4 separate regions of the Homo sapiens genome follow, and all the other regions are linked to region 2. Evidence: chromatin contacts called from ENCODE Hi-C or POLR2A ChIA-PET data. All regions are on one chromosome and are shown on one strand. Each heading gives the region's core, a stretch centred on a gene start or an enhancer-like site at or near the end of the contact. The rest is flanking DNA. Distances are from core to core; before and after follow the strand shown. Region 1 holds the start of COL5A1 (collagen type V alpha 1 chain). Region 2 holds the start of RXRA (retinoid X receptor alpha). Region 3 overlaps COL5A1 (collagen type V alpha 1 chain). Region 4 overlaps COL5A1 (collagen type V alpha 1 chain).

The links. Hi-C counts contacts between places; a loop is a spot of excess contacts on that map. ChIA-PET counts read pairs that join two places held with the same protein, here RNA polymerase II (POLR2A). Pooled maps may share reads with other maps.
Region 1: a loop to region 2 is called in a map of endothelial cell of umbilical vein, with 5 times the contacts of the local background. The contact joins the promoter of COL5A1 here to the promoter of RXRA in region 2. A Hi-C loop is called at or near these places in 6 of 168 maps with a recorded cell type or tissue (aorta, ascending aorta, chondrocyte and 3 more) and 10 of 50 pooled maps. POLR2A ChIA-PET finds 5 or more read pairs at or near these places in 1 of 52 experiments (MCF 10A).
Region 3: a loop to region 2 is called in a map of sigmoid colon, with 4 times the contacts of the local background. The contact joins the enhancer-like site here to the promoter of RXRA in region 2. A Hi-C loop is called at or near these places in 2 of 168 maps with a recorded cell type or tissue (ascending aorta and sigmoid colon) and 1 of 50 pooled maps. POLR2A ChIA-PET finds 5 or more read pairs at or near these places in 2 of 52 experiments (A673 and PC-9).
Region 4: a loop to region 2 is called in a map of sigmoid colon, with 2.4 times the contacts of the local background. The contact joins the enhancer-like site here to the promoter of RXRA in region 2. A Hi-C loop is called at or near these places in 1 of 168 maps with a recorded cell type or tissue (sigmoid colon). POLR2A ChIA-PET finds 5 or more read pairs at or near these places in 1 of 52 experiments (AG04449).

The regions. Positions count from the first base shown.
Region 1 is chr9:134,639,940-134,643,680 of GRCh38, reverse strand. COL5A1 (collagen type V alpha 1 chain) reads right to left here and starts at 1,878. Exons shown (of 66, transcript NM_000093.5): 1 at 1,385-1,878. The coding sequence starts at 1,493. RefSeq lists an enhancer at 193-899.
Region 2 is chr9:134,324,042-134,327,762 of GRCh38, reverse strand. It overlaps RXRA (retinoid X receptor alpha), which reads right to left and starts at 1,308. Exons shown (of 10, transcript NM_002957.6): 1 at 1,104-1,308. The coding sequence starts at 1,131. RefSeq lists an enhancer at 1-22 and silencers at 633-772, 1,511-1,560, 1,631-1,810.
Region 3 is chr9:134,660,393-134,664,296 of GRCh38, reverse strand. The region is part of intron 1 of COL5A1 (collagen type V alpha 1 chain); the gene reads right to left. Among named protein-coding and RNA genes, the nearest start is that of COL5A1-AS1, 9.5 kb to the right of the region's middle. Within about 2 kb of position 1,981, at least 16 of the 41 ENCODE cell types and tissues checked have a DNase peak (open chromatin) inside an H3K27ac peak, as active enhancers do; they include ascending aorta and sigmoid colon, where a contact is called at or near this core.
Region 4 is chr9:134,734,317-134,737,750 of GRCh38, reverse strand. The region is part of intron 9 of COL5A1 (collagen type V alpha 1 chain); the gene reads right to left. Among named protein-coding and RNA genes, the nearest start is that of COL5A1-AS1, 83 kb to the right of the region's middle. Within about 2 kb of position 2,068, at least 11 of the 41 ENCODE cell types and tissues checked have a DNase peak (open chromatin) inside an H3K27ac peak, as active enhancers do; they include sigmoid colon, where a contact is called at or near this core.

The DNA.
Region 1 (3,741 bases), core at 629-3,128, 320 kb before region 2:
GGAGAAACACAAGCCCAGTTAGCCCAGGGTCAGGAGAGAGTTGGTGGCGGCCCAGGGATGAGATCCCAGGTCCTGGGAGCCAGGCCAGGCTCCTGGCTCCTCCCCCAGAGCCCCAGGGCAGCCCCCACACCCAGACTCCAGCTCATCCAGTTAGCCCAACAAGCACTGATCGTGCCAGGGAAAAAGGAAAAGAGTGTTTTAATTGACAAGCGGAACACGGACAATGATTCTTCCCACTTGTCTTCCAATCGTGAAGCAGAGAGAAGCATTCTTGCTGGCAGGCGGCGGGCTGGTCCAGACGTTCGCTGAGCCCACCGTCCCATCGCTCTGCCCGCCACTTCTCCTGACCTGGCAGCACACAGCTCTGAGCCTCCATCTCCCCGCCTGTCAATAAGGATTCGGGGGACCTTCCAGGGCTGGGGGCTCTGATGTTCGAGAGTCTGTGAAAACCCACCCCGCCACTAACTACCAAGAGCGATGCCTAGAAAAACTCCCCCGTCAGGAAGCTGCGCCAGGGAGAGTTGAACCCTCGAGAACCCAGGCAGGGACGCAGACAGTCCCCGCCTTGAAGCGCCCTCCCCGGGAAGCAAGCCTCCTTCTAAGGGCTGACCCTTGGCAGAAGGAATCCCACATCTGCATATCATCCCAACCACTCACAGCCCCGCCTGCAAGCCCATCTCTGGCTTTGCTCCACGCATCCCATCTCTCAGCAGCGAATCCAGGAAAAGCTGCCTTCCAGGGATCAAGAAGTTTGGGGGTGGGATTAGGAGCAGGGCTGTCTACCACCCTGCAGGGGTCCCCAGTGCCCCCGAACACTTAGGTGACCAAGGCTGCAGGAAACGCTGTCCCTGGGGAAAGCAGGGCGCCAGCTCAGCCTAGAGTGACAGTGCCTGGGGGAAGTTCAGTGCTGGGGGCCCAGGCTTCTGGGATTCCCCCCATCCCCAGGAGTCCCGGGATTTGAAGGGCTGTAACTCTAGGGGGCGGCCCTGCCCGGTTTGGAGCAGAGGAAGTTCTGCTGTAGGGCTGTGAGGGCCCAAGCTGGGCGCCTGTGATGTGGGACAGAGAAGGAAGGTTTTTGGGACAAAAGTTTGCCCGCCTCGTGGACAACCCCTCCTGCTGATCCAGCCCTCGGTCCTTCCTCGGCTCGCGCGACAGCCCCACCCGACCCGCCCGTCTGGGGAGGGGGCGGCGGCGCGCCCGCGGGCATTGTGTCTGCGTGTCGTCATCTCGGGGGGGCCCCCAGCAAATGGCATTCGTGGTCTTGGCCCGTGCATTCCACAGGCCAAGGAAGAAAAGTTCTGCGGGCGAAGGCGCCCGGGGATGACAGCGGCGCCCGGGCTGCGCGCGCCCCATCCCGCAGCCCCGCGCCCCGGGGCGCCCTTACCTGCGCGGCTCGGAGGCGGCGCCCACAGCAGCAGCAGCAGCAGCGGGGGCAGCAGCGGGGCGCCCGGGCGGAGCGCGCTGCGCGCTTTCCAGCGGGTATGGACGTCCATGCCGGCGGGGCGCGGGCCGGGGCGCACAGGGGCGCTCGGAGGCGCGCGGGGACGCACAGGGGCGCGGGTCACGGCCCGGGCAGCGCACTCAGCAGGGACCGCACCACTTTAGGAGGTCATGGGGACCTCGGCACCCCCCGTTCTTCTTTGTGGCGGCGGCTGTTCTGGAAGGGGCGGCTGGCGCGCTCGCCCACGGGCGGGAGGGCTCGACTTTGGCCCGCGGGGCGGCCGGGACCCCGCTGGGCTAGCTCGCCCTCGCCTCCTCCTCCTCCTCCTCCAACTCCTTCTCGCCTCCTCCTCGCCGCCGCCGCCCCGCGACCCGCTCCCCGTGGGCGCTCCGCTCGAGTGAGGTCCTGCGCCAGCCGCGGGGACGGAGAGTGCGGACCTCGCCTTCGGCGCGGAGCACTTTTTTCCCCCTTTTCCTCCCTCCCTCTCTCCTGGAAGGCAGCCGCGGAGGCTGTCGATCCCCAACGCCCGCAGCAAATCAGAGCCCGGCGCTGGGCTCGGCGAGGCCAGCCCCCGCCTCCCACTGGGCGCCGCGGGCGAGGGGGTGGGGACAGCGGGCGAGTCGCAGCGAGGAAGGGGCTGGCCCGGGGCGGAGCGGACGTGGGGCGGGCGCGGCCCCCTGTTCTTTCTCTGAGAGCCGGTAGGCGGGCGGGCCTGGGGCGGCCTCGGAGCCCAGGGGCCCACCCTGGTCCCCCCACTGTTCCCACCCCAGGTGCCCGCACCTGGCCATGCTCCAAGAACCAGTGCAGAGGGGCCCCGAGGTTTGATCACTTCGGGTTAAAAAGAAAGTTGCAGTTTACCCCGCCTAACTTTTTCTTTAACGTGGAGGAGTTCAGAGCTCCTCTTCTGGGTGGAGACTAAACTTCCCATCCAGCCAGATCAGGGCGCCCAAGACTGTGGCCTACGTGTCAACCCGGACCGAGGACCTGCCTCCTAACTGCAGATTGGCACGGGACCGAGCTGGGGTCTGACTTCCCAAGAGCTCCCGGGACCTCCATGTGCTTGGACGGGAACATCTGGGTTATTAATCAGGCGAAGTTTGGCTCTGCGGCCCCCAGGCTCTCACCCCTCACTCCTGCCCACTCCCTGGTGGCCCCTCTGCAATAAAAAGGAAACCAAAGAAGGCATCCCCTTGGGAGTGACAGCTGGCGCAGGGAGAAGGCATTCCTGATCGGCTGCTCTCGGAGAAGAGCTGGGGCCCTGATTCTCCTGCCTGGCTTCTTTAAGCCCCTCGGGGTCTCCTCCAGCAGGAGGCCCGCCAGTCTCTGGGTGGTAGGTGGGCGTCTCTCCCTCCAGCTTCCCCAGGCCTGGCCTCCCTGCACAGCCTCCTGAAGCCTGACCCACACCCCTTCCCCAAGGGCTGCAGGGCTAGTTTTTTAAAAGGAGGGAATCAGAATGAATTAAGAACGATTTGCAAACCCTGGGCCATCCCCATTCCCTTTGAACAAACAATTTAGCCAGAGATGCCAGACAGGGCTGGGACTCCCCTCTCCAGTTACATCTCCAGACTGGGCGTGAAATTCCCCAAATGCTCTTTAATTCTCACCATTCTGGAAACAGGAGGTGAGAGAGGCGTCCGAGGTTAGGTTTGCCAGGATAGCCATGGCAGGCTCCGGAGCTGGGTGATAGGTCGCTGTTGCTAACTTGGTGATGAGGCTTTTAGTCTCCATATCTGCCACATGCGCTTGCATAGATATCAAATATTTCGCAGGAAAAGAATGAGAAGCTCTTCACACACAGACGTGGGGAGGTGCTTGAGATACATTCAGTAAAGCAAATGTTAGTTCTGACCTGTTTCCTTGTTGATTTTATTTTGTTTTACAACTTGTATAAGGCATATGTGATCAGGCAAAAATGTGTGTGAGTTGTGTGCATGTGTGTGTTTGTGTGTGTGCCTGTGTGCGTGTCTGTGCGTTGGTTAACCTGCAGCCACTGGCCCTTTACTTTCCCTGTGGACTTCAATGAGTGAGAAATTCCATCAAACCCCAGACTCCGCGCCAGCCCCAGCTGTGCTTGGTCCTTGGAGTGCCCCCGCCCCTACCAGCAAGGCCAGCTTCACCCCTGAAGACTAGGGGTGCTGACACAGGCCATGGCCTGGTTATCAGAAGAGAGTGGAGGCTTTCTGGTTCCAGCTTCTTTTTCCCCAAGCACAAGTGGAGTTCCTTTCTGACAGTCCCATGTGCACATCCGTGCCAGTCAGCAAGCCCTCCTGTAACTCACAGCCAGCATCTAAACTTTGCCC
Region 2 (3,721 bases), core at 59-2,558:
CTAGGTCCATGCTGGCTCCCCTTGATGCCCCATCTCACTAAACATCCCTGCAGCTACATTGGCTTCTGAGCACCTCCTGGGGTGGCCAAGCTGCACCCCAGGCTGCAGGGAGGGTGGGCAGGAGGGGCTACGGATGGCGGGGGCTTCATTCATAATCAGCTGTTTCGATTTCCATTCAGCACAAATCCTTCACCCGGCCTGACAGCCTGGCTGCCGTCCCACCACCAAATTAATATCCTTCCCGGAGCTAATTTATAAAGTCTCCCCCTTCTCACTAGCTTCCAAACCCTTGGGAGGGCAATGGGTGGGGGCCCCAGCCATGCCCTCTCCCCCTTCTCGGTAGGTCTGGGCCTGGAGTTGGCGGGCAGTCTGGGATAGGAAGCTACCGGGCGGGATGGCAGGAGGAGGAGGGAAACTGACCCTACGCGCCTCTGCGCTGTCCTGCTCACAAATGGAGAGCCAGCCTGGGAGAACACCCGGGGGTGCCAGAGTGAGGGGCCCCATTTCTGGAATGGGGCCTTCCCAGGTCTGACGTTCTGTTCATACAGCCCCGGGGGACCCTGCCCACCCGGGCGTGGGCTGCTTTGGGGATAACAGGGTCCCAGTCTGTTTCCTGGGCGGACACACACCCAAGGGCCAGCGGCCTGCTAGAAGCCGCAGCCCGACGGGCGGGCGGCGCAGAGGCCGCTCGGGGCCCAGCGCGCCGTCCCGGTCCCCAGGCCAGGGAGGCCGGAGCCGCGGAGCGCAGAAGTTGCTCCTCCCGCTCCGGCCGGGTTCCTGTGCGGCGCGGCTGCAGCTGGGCGCCGGGGCGCAGGCGGCCGCCGGTGAGCGGGAGACCCCTCCTCGTCCCGGGCGAACCTGCCACCCGCCCCCCGGCCCCGCCGCCCGCCCGCTGCCCAGCCCCGCCCCGGCCCCGCGAAAAGTTGCCCCGGGTCGACCCTCCCCGGGCCCGGCGCCCGAACTCACGCGAAGGTCGGCGAGGGGTCCGAGCGGGGCCCGGGCCGGCGACCCCCCGCGCGCGCCGCCAACGCGCCCCCGGCCCCCTCCCGCCCGCCGGCCCCCGGCCCCCGGCCCCGTCCCCGCCCGGCCCGGCGAGCACTCACCGAGCGGCAGGAAATGTTTGGTGTCCATGTCTGCGACTAACTCATGCCCGGCCGGCGGCGCAGGCAGCGGGCGGCGGGCGCGGCGGCCCCCGGCGCGGCCGGCCCGGGCCCGGGCGGCGGGGAGCCGGCGGCTGCGGTGGCGGCGGCGGCGCGCGGAGGCCGCGGCGCGGCGAGTTGTTGCAAAAGTCGCCCAACAATGTAAACTACTTGTGTCTGCGCGCCGCCGCCGCGCGCGCCCGGCCCGCGCCCCCGCCGCCGCGCGCCCGCGCCCCGCTCCGACCGCGGCGCTGCGGCGCCGGCGGGGGGGTGGCGGGGGGCCCGCGACGGGCGCTGACTCGGCGCAGCGCCGCCGCCACCGCTCGGCCCGCGCCCCGCCCGCCCAGCCCCGCCCGGAGCGCGCCCCCCTCCGCCGCCGCCGCCCCGCGATCGCCGCCCGCCCGGCCGCCGAGTTGAGAGCGCCGTGCAAACTTGCGAGTTCGCCTCCGCCAGGGGTTCCCGGGAGCCGCGAGGAGGCGGCGTGGGAGGGGGCGGGGCGCAGAGGGAGCGGGGCGGGGGCGGGGGCGGGAGCAGAACTCCCTCCCCGGGCCCGCCACACACTCGCGCACACACACACTTGCGCGCAAGGGCCCGGAGGAGGCGGAGAGCCGGGCCGGGAGCCCAGCGGCCGGGCCATTGTCTGCGCGGCCACACAAAGCGGCCGGGCGGTGGCCGCGAGGGGACCCCGGCCCGGGCCAGGCAAGCGCAGAGCCGGGCGGGATGGCCGCGGCACCCATACCTCGCACCCCGCCGCGGCGGACACGTGGGGAAACTGAGGCCCGGGAGTGGCGATGTGCCCCAACGGCAGAGGACAAGCTCCTCGTCCGGGGAAGGTTTCGTCTTCCGGACGCTACCCCCGGTCCACCCCACACTTTCACGCCCTACCCCCACGGAGAGACCCACGAGCCCACCGGGAACGAGGAGGGGTGCGCGCTTCGCCTCCTCATCGACCCGCACTCCTGGGACCCCTCTTCAAAGGCACCAGGCTGGGCAGGCGCTGCCCGGAGTTGGACACAGACTTTGTGGCCGGTGGCTATTTTTATACCCTGGGTAGTTCTCTGCCTGACTTTTAAATTCACGATTTGTTTGAAAACGAAAGGAAGCACTCCTGCCCCGGGACAGCTCGGGCCGCCTCCGCCGCGCGCCGCCCGCCGCCCGCCGTCTCGGGCGGCTGGAATTCGGATTTGGGTGTGAGCTACCTGCGCGCCGCCAAGCCCAGCCTTCCTGAGCAGGCGCCGAGGCGCCCCGCCGCGCCCTCCCTCCGCACCCCCACCGCGAGCTTGCTGACCACCTAGACCTAAGGGCCCGGGCTGCGAGGCACAGGGACTGACCATTCACGCAGGCTGCGCGTGGTGGCCCGGGTCAGGGGACGCTAATGGGGAGGGAGGTGAGGAGGTGATGACCGCGTGTGGACAGCCATGACACGGCCCAAAGATAACAGCCCGAGACCAGAGAGGTGTCCTGCTGCCTGGGTGCCCCTCAAGTCGGGCCACCCGGAGCTGGGTTCCACGAGGGCTCCGGTGGCCTGTTCCGGTGGGAGGTCTTGGTTCCACTTGGGACAGAAGTGCCCTGGTTGGGCAGCCCACCCCCAGCACAGCCAGAGCCCAAGGCAGCCCTCTCCCCCTCCCCCTCTTCACTGACCCCTGGGCCCCTACCAAAGGCCACCCCGTCCCCCTATTCACACACCCTGTCCAACAGGCAGCCTGCCCCACTCCCTCCGGGATGAGGGCCACTGTTGACACCTGGTCCTCACCCACTGTGGTTACAGCCACAACAGACCCACTTCCCCACTGCACATGGCATGCCGGCCCAACCCACTGCCCTTCTAAAACTGAGTTCCTCCTGCCAGGGAGGGGGGCGGCAAACAAAGGATAGGACTGAGAAAGAGCCCCCGTAAGCACCAACATACACTGCAAAAGTGCCATGTGCCCGCCGCGTTCCAGGCCTGTCTCTGTGACTGCTTGGGCCCCTCCTGACTGTACTCAGGTTGGGGGGTTGGGGGGGAGTCCCAGATAGACAAGGCCTGGGCCAGATTGCAGGTCCACCTCCTACCAACCGTGTGGCCTAGCTGGGTCACTTCCCTCCTTGTATCTCAGTTTTCTCATCTGTAAAGTGGGAACAACCACTCCCTCCTCACTGAGTCACTGAGATGACTAAGTGAGATAATATGGAGAGTCTGCGCTCGGGAGGACGAGCTCGGTGTGACAGTTATTGTGATGATGATGATGATGAAATGACGCTGAATTAGGCAGGCCGTTCGCCTATGCTCAGTGCAGGGAGAGCAAGGCTCTATCCAGCCAAAGGGCTCAGGCAGCTTTTGGGATCACTGGTTCTTGAGTCAGGTTTTGGAGCAGGGAGGTTCCATCAGGCAGTGGCCGCCCAGGCAGCAGGGCCGGCTGAGCAGCGGCCTGCAGAGAGAAGGAGCAGCAGGCCGCGGACGGCAGGTCAGGACACGCCAGGCAATGGTGGGAAGGCTGGGCTGAAGTGTCTGAGGTCACCTCCCAATAGTGGGCGGTGTGGCATGCTGGACTCTCCACCCCACCCCCATCTCACTCCTTGTCCCTGAAAACTCAAGACTCAGG
Region 3 (3,904 bases), core at 732-3,231, 340 kb before region 2:
ACTGTAAAACCTGGCCTCCCATGTTTTCTTCTAGTAGTTTTATGGTTTCATTTTTAAAGTTCGCATCTCAGATCCATCTGGAATGCATTTTGGTAGAAGAGTAGGGCAGGATCCAATCTTTTTTTCCCAGACGGATTCTGCAACACTCTAGCCCAGTTCAATGATGAATCCTGTCTTTCCCAGCCAACATGACAGGCTGTCTTTACCAAACCCTACATTTCTGCCAGTGCCCTGGCTTTAAAGGGCAAAAGCTCTGCCTTCCCACCAGCTGACTGATTCCCGAGGGTGGGCAGGGGGTCTGCTGCTTGCCCAGCACCCCCAAGATGTTCCCTTCCCCCTGGAGAGCCCAAGAAGGCCTCTAGCACCCTCCGGTGGTGGCAGCTCTGGTGACCCGCCACAGCAAGCTTCCTCAACACCCCTGCCCTTGCAGTATCAAAAAGGGGGAGCCACCCCAATATCCAATAGGCGACACTTTAAATTAGACTTTTGACAGCTGTCGTGAATGAAAGAGAATGCCTGCACTCTAATGTGGCATGACAAAGTCCAAGTCCAAGTCCTCAGGGCAGAGGCCTAGGGATGGTCTAGGCGTTCCCCATCCGCCACCACAACGCATTTCCCTCTGTACTTTCTTCTCTGTATTCATAATCTGGGTTTGGGAGAATCTGGGTTTACAGTCATTTTTATTTTCTTCTTTATACTTTTTGGTGTTTTCCAAAATGACTATAATGAAATGTATTATTTTCATTAAAAATAGATATTAAAGAAGGAACTGGAGGAGGAGGAAAATGCTCAAGTGACATTTATCCTCCCCCCTCAAGTGCCCATGGCCTCCCAGCCCTGCCAGGTTGGCCAGGGCGGCCTCCTTGCACCTCCCCAGCAGACTCCCGAGGCCTCTGAACACCTGGGCCACACTCCCTCCCCCAGCCCCAGCCCTTCACCCTCTTAGGCTATCAGGACAGTATGGGGACAGCAGAGAGGAGAAGTGTGCTACGTTCTGGGACAGGCCCCCGGCCACCACACACTGACTCCAGGATGAGGAGCCCAGGTGTTCAAAGCCTCAGGGCCAGCCCAGGTCAGGCCAGGCATCCTCTCTTCTTTCTTGGCCCACACGGCCCTCCTTCCAGATAGGGGCTGCGTCCGATGGATGCACCCAGCACAGCAACGTGCAGAGAACAGTTGTTCAGGAAACGTCGAACTTCATTTTGAGAACATGGTCTCTTCAACCACCCCCTCAGCAAAGCCACCCACAGGGCCTTTGACATCGTACATGCTCACAGAAATGTGTGGCGAGTTGAATGCAAAGGCAGTATTTTTAGTAAATTTCCAAACATGGAGGCTCACAGAGCAGGCAGTAGCTGTGCAGCAAACACTCATCGGTCTCTGCTAACGAGGCAGATGAGGTTCTACTATAGCTAACAGCCCCAGGTTTAGAGTGACCAACTCTGGTGCAGAACTTGCGGCCCGAGGAAGATGTAATTAACAACAGATTCAGAGCATCGCTTTGCAGCCCAGAGGGTTTCATGCGAGTTAGCCCGTCCCCATCCAAGCTGGCAGCCGTCCATGTCCCCACCTCACTCTAGAGCTGTGAAAGCTGAGGCCGGGAGAGAGATCAGAGGAGAGATATGGGCTGCAGAGCATGAGGGTGGAGAACAACCCCCAGAGGCCCTTCCATCTGGGCTGCTCTCTTAAATCAACCCTCACTTCTACCCTCAGCCTCCCATCACCCAAGGAGCGCGGAATGTCCCCACTGGAGAGATTCAAAGTCCTTGGCAGGCAGCACTGGGCATCTACGTAGGGGTCAGGAAGGGTGCTGGGGAGGCCTAGGCCAGCTCCACTGGCACCGGCAGGCCTGAAAACACAGGCTTCAGAGCTTCCCAGGCTGTTAGGAAAGTCAAAGTGGAAAAGAAGGAGGCAGCCGGACTGGGCTGGAAACCAGCTGAGTTGTCAGAGAAGAATGTGCGAAGCCCTCAGCTTGACATATCCCAGGGAGGGTAGCTGCCCTGAGCGGCCTGGAAGTCAGGGCCCTGCCTGGGGGCAGTTATGTGCTGGCCGCGTACACGACTGCAGAGATCAGATCAGGAAATATTTTCACAAGTGACTAGAAAGAGACCAGACTACCCTCCTTCAGAGGAATTTTTTTTTTTTTTTTTTTTTGGCCAAGATATTGACCAGGCATCACATTTTATGGAGAAAGGCACATACTTAGAGCCCAGTAATTTCATTTGGGCTTAAACTCAGCACAGGGAGGGCTGGATTACGGAAGCCAACAGACAGGCACAGAGTCAGGTTCCCGCCTCTGCGTGAGTAACCGCCCCAGAGAAGGCGGCTTTCAGCATGGAGCACTCACAACACTGGCATCCGTGTCCAGTTGAATGCCATCCTGGGACTCGCCTTAGCATCCTAGAGAACAGAAGCCGCTGGAGGGAAGGGCTGGAAAGGGAAGAAGCGGTCGGAGGAACAGCGAGGTTGGCACTGCTTAAGGAATTCTGGAGCACAGCTGGAAGAGCTCCTGGGAGTCATTTATAGGGTGAGATGATTGATCCCAGAATTAAAGACATTTAGGTTGAAAGGGCCTGGAGAGATTACAGCTAAGAAGGTGCTGGGTGACATCTGGGAAAACTCTCAGGAAGATGCAGTGGGCTGGGCAGGGTTGCATGGGGAGGGGGGTATGGGTGCAGCACAGAGGGGACACTGGCGTCTAAGAGAGCCACCAAGTCTCAGCTCTGCTCCCTATTGGCCAAGTCAACTGGGCACGTCCTCACAGAGTCAGGAGAACCGTACTGACCTCACAGGACTGGTGGGTGGAGTGAAAGTCACCGACAGAAAGCAGTTGGTGCTGGGAGCCATCAGCCCATCCGTCAGCATCTGCCCACAGGACTGGAGGCTCCTGTACCTCACACACACGCCCTGCTGCAAACTGGTCATCTGCTTGGGGACCCCTTGAAAGATCTGGGGTGGTGCAAACAGCTGTGTGAAGCTCAGCAACACATGGCTGAGCCCAGATTAATGTCAGATGTGGGACAATTAGTGAATCCCTGATCCCAAAGATCCCAATCCAAGGAAGGCTGATGGGCAGCTTCCCTGGATGCAGCACCGAGAATAGTGTCCCCGACACTTCCCCAACCAAACTCCCCAGGCCACCCTAGGCAACTCTCGGCTTCCTCTCCCACCCAGCCTCTTTGGGGTCAGCAAACCCAGCATACCCCACCTCTGCCAGCCAGTGGTGGGTGTGGTAAGCTGAGATCACTCTTCTGGTACCTTCCATCCTCCCCTAAAAGAACCCAGGTGCATGGTTCACAGCTTCTAACATCTGCTCTCCACCCCACTTCAGAGAGCTACTTCAAAACATAGCAATTCTCTGGGCTGGTCAGCACCCTCTGAGTTTACAAAGCACTCACAATTCAACCCAGTGACCATTCACTGAGCACCTCACAGTGGCAGGCACTCTGAGATGCAAGAAGAACTCAAAGAGACCTTGCCTGTTTCTATAGAGATCTAAACTGTGCCTCCTTAGATGCTCACCACAAATCTATGAGGTAGAGAGACATCATCAGCTCCATTTTACACATGAAGAAACTGAGGCACAGAAGAAAGTTATGGTTTTGAGGTCGCACCATGAGTACTCTAGTACAACCCAGGCCAAGCCTAGGTTTTCACAATGTCTAGTAGAGCTGGGATGCAATACCCTCCTTAACCTCCAGGGGCACCACTCCCACCACTGGTCTCTAGCTAGACACTGAAGTTTGAGGCTTTGATGTCATGAGCATGAACTAGGGCTTTGGGTTACCACTGTTTACAGTGAATTCTGGCTACTGAGGTGACCTGAAACTAGAAATGCCTAAGACCACATATGCAGCAGCATCTCTATTCCACTGGTTTCTAATAAATTGAAACTTCCTAACTT
Region 4 (3,434 bases), core at 819-3,318, 410 kb before region 2:
CAATGTGGACAGCTGTGAAGGCAGCAGTGGGAGCGGCTCCCTGCAGGACGGGGCTCCCTGCCCTGAGACCCCCACTTCCGACCCCTTCCCCAGGGCGGGATTCCTCTCTCCACTTCTGACCTGGCAACGCCAGGGTCAGGCACCCCCAATGCCCCAAGAGTCCTCCGTGTTCCATGACGACTTCAGGGCGACTGTTCCTCAAGGGACTTGCTCTGACAGATGGGAACCAGGTGCTACTCAACAAGACAATGGAGAATGACCCCGAGGCAGCCAGAGATCTTTGAGGCAAGCTAGGACCTGGGGGACCACATTTTCAAAGAGGTACCCAGGAACTCAGCATTCCCTGCCCTGCACCCCTCAAGTGTCTGCTCCCCACGTTGCGACACAGCACCCGTCAGCCGCCCAGCCAAGGCTCCAGCAGGCCCAGGGGCAGCTCTGGCTCAGCTCTGGAGGGTGTGGGTGTGGCCTCGGCGACACCCATGGGTACTGATTATCCTGCAGCTGCAGGGAAGGAAGGCAGGAACTGCGGCCATGGCGCCCTCCACGTAGAGGTCAAAGTGTGGCATGGACAGCCTGGGGTCCCGTGCAGAAACCAGCCACAGGGGCAGAGGCTCTGCAGAGAGTTCCCTGGGATGACGCCTGGTGGATCTATGGAAGTGGAGGCACCATTGAGACCCCAGGACTGTAGCGTCACCAGCATACAGCGCCAGCCTGGGAGGGCAGCAAGGACGAGGCTCCAACTCCTGAGACCTGCTGTGCAAAGCTGTATGAGCAGTGCTGCCTGAGGCCCTGGGGCCGCCTCCCTCCAGTGTGCCCAGGAGGTGGCACACCAAGTGAAAGATTATTCTAGAAAGGTTCGTCCTGTGGGGTTTTGAACTTCCTCGGGGCTGCTACCCCTTTCTTCATGCTTCTCTTTTGGAATGGGAACCTGTCCCCCTCCCCATCACCATGTAGTTTGGAAGCATGAGGCTTGTTTCATTCCCCAAGCTCACAGCTGGACAGGGATTTGCTTCAAGATAGATAATTTGAGCCTAAGTCTCATCAGTACCTGATTTGGGTGAGACTCTGGACTTCGAACTTTTGAGATGATGTGGGTACCGGATGGAGTGAATGTAAACTGTATGTGAGAAGGACATGAATTTGGGGGCTGGGACAGAATGTGCTAGGGTTTGAATGTGTCTCCCCAAAAGTCATGTGTTGGAAACTGAATCCTCAATGCAACCGTGTTGAGAGGTGGGATCTTCAGGAGGTGATTAGGTCACCAGGCTCTGCCTTCCTGGATGGGTGAATGCAGCTACGATGGGAGCGGGCTCGTTAGGGTGGGAGTGGGCTCTTGATGACAGGATGGCAGCAGTCACCTTCTCTCCCGCTCCTTCTCACCATGCGATGCCTTCCGCTATGTGAGGACACAGCAAGAAGGCCCTCGCCAGATGTGGTCCCTCTATATGTGACTTCCTGACCTCCAGAACTGTGGGCCAATGAAGTCCTGTTCATTCTAAATCACCCTGACTGTGGTGTGCTGTAACAGCAGCTCACAATGAACTAAGCTCACTTCTGACAAGTCAAAGGTTGTGTCCAGCCAGGCCACAGGCCACAGGCCACCGGAGGCTGCTGCCAGAGGTGCTGGGTACCAGGCTGGTGAGGGGACTCCCGGCCAGGGGGCTGCAGATGTCCAGCCAGTTCACAGGCCACCGGAGGCTGTCACCAGAGGTGCTAGGTGCCAGGCTGGCAAGGGGACTCCCGGCTGGGGGGGCCGCAGATGTCCAGCCAGGCCACAGGCCACCAGAGGCTGTCACCAGAGGTGCTGGGTACCAGGCTGATGAGGGGACTCCCGGTTGGGGGGAACACCGATCTCCCCACCCCTCCCATCCTGCCCCAGCTGGGGAGCTCTGCACTGTGTTTACACAGATGCACACTCAGAGAGACACCCGTGTGTGTGCTGTACACAGAGAGCTCATCCAAGCAGCCTCCAAGATGCCAGTTTTCCAATTTCCGTCTCTGACAAAGGCAGCTGAGAAAGCCCAGGGCTGAGCTGGGATTAAGGGAGAAACCACTGGCCATCAAGGGGCCAGGGACAGCAGCTGCCTTCCCAGACACGCAAATTGCTTTTCTCAGGGAACTGGGGCAACGCGGGCGGGGACCTTGCAGGGAAGCCAACACCAGATCATCCCAGGTCAGCGTCTGAAGGAAGCTGGGAACAGCTGGATGAATGCGCCTGAGGGTGGGGATGCCTGAACCTTCCCAGGCAAGCTGTGGCCCCGCTCCCGCCCCGGCCCACCCAACCACGGACGCCACTCTCAAAATTGACCCAGCGAAAGAGGAACGAGAGGAAAACGCCTCGATATAGTTAATGATATTGCACTGTAGATGTCATTTGCCAAAAGAGTACACTTTAGGCACTTTTACCATAAAGAAGAAAAAGAGGCAGCTATGGGGTGGTGGTGGTGGGTGCAGGATCACTTCACTGTGTCTGTCTGTGCCTGGGTAACTCTATCAAACATGCTGCACACCTTCAATGCACACAATTTTTTTTTTTTTTTTGAGATGGAGTCTCACGCTGTCCAGGCTGGAGTGCAGTGGCGCAATCTTGGCTCACTGCAACCTCCGCCTCCTGGGTTCAACTGATTCTCCTGCCTCAGCCTCCAGAGTAGCTGAGATTACAAGTGCCCACCACCACACCTGGTTAATTTTTTTGTAGTTTTAGTAAAGACAGGGTTTTGCCATGGTGGTCAGGATGGTCTCGAACTCCTGACTTCAGGTGATCTGCCTGCCTCAGCCTCCCAAAGTGCTGGGATTACAGGTGTGAGCCACCGCACCCGGCCGAATGCATACAATTTTAACAAAAGAAATAAAAGACCTCAGACCTGGCAGAACTCAAGACAATCTCAATGGAGGGTCCACCCATCTGGTAAACAGCACATATTTTAAAAACAAAAAACAGTGTCAAGTGGAGATGGTGATTTGGATGCCCCTAATGGATGTGGCCCAGGTAAAATCAGCCACTGAGTCTGGGGGCTTCCTGCCTGGAAGCACAAGGATAAGGATGAACCTGTCTCCTCTCGGTTCCGTGGATTCCTGTCCTTTTAGGGAGCCTCTGGTCTGGCTGACAATGAGAGGGAGCGGGACTGAGTGGGAAAGACCTGGGCATGCCCCTGGAACAGATGCATCTCCCAAGAGGGAGCTCAGGTGGGGCAGACAACAGACACCCCCTTCCACAGGCCGGGACGCCCGCAGGGCCCCAGGACCTGGCCATCTGTTTATGTGCAGCTTGGACCCAAGGATATCTGGCAACGTTCCAGGTTGAGAAATTCCAACTGTTTATGTGATCTCTGCAGGGGGCCTGGCCAAAGGCCCCAGGACACTTGGAGCAGGCTGGGGCCCGGGGGAGGGAATCCTTCCTAACTGCACCCAGACGGCTGCTGCTTTTCCCAACA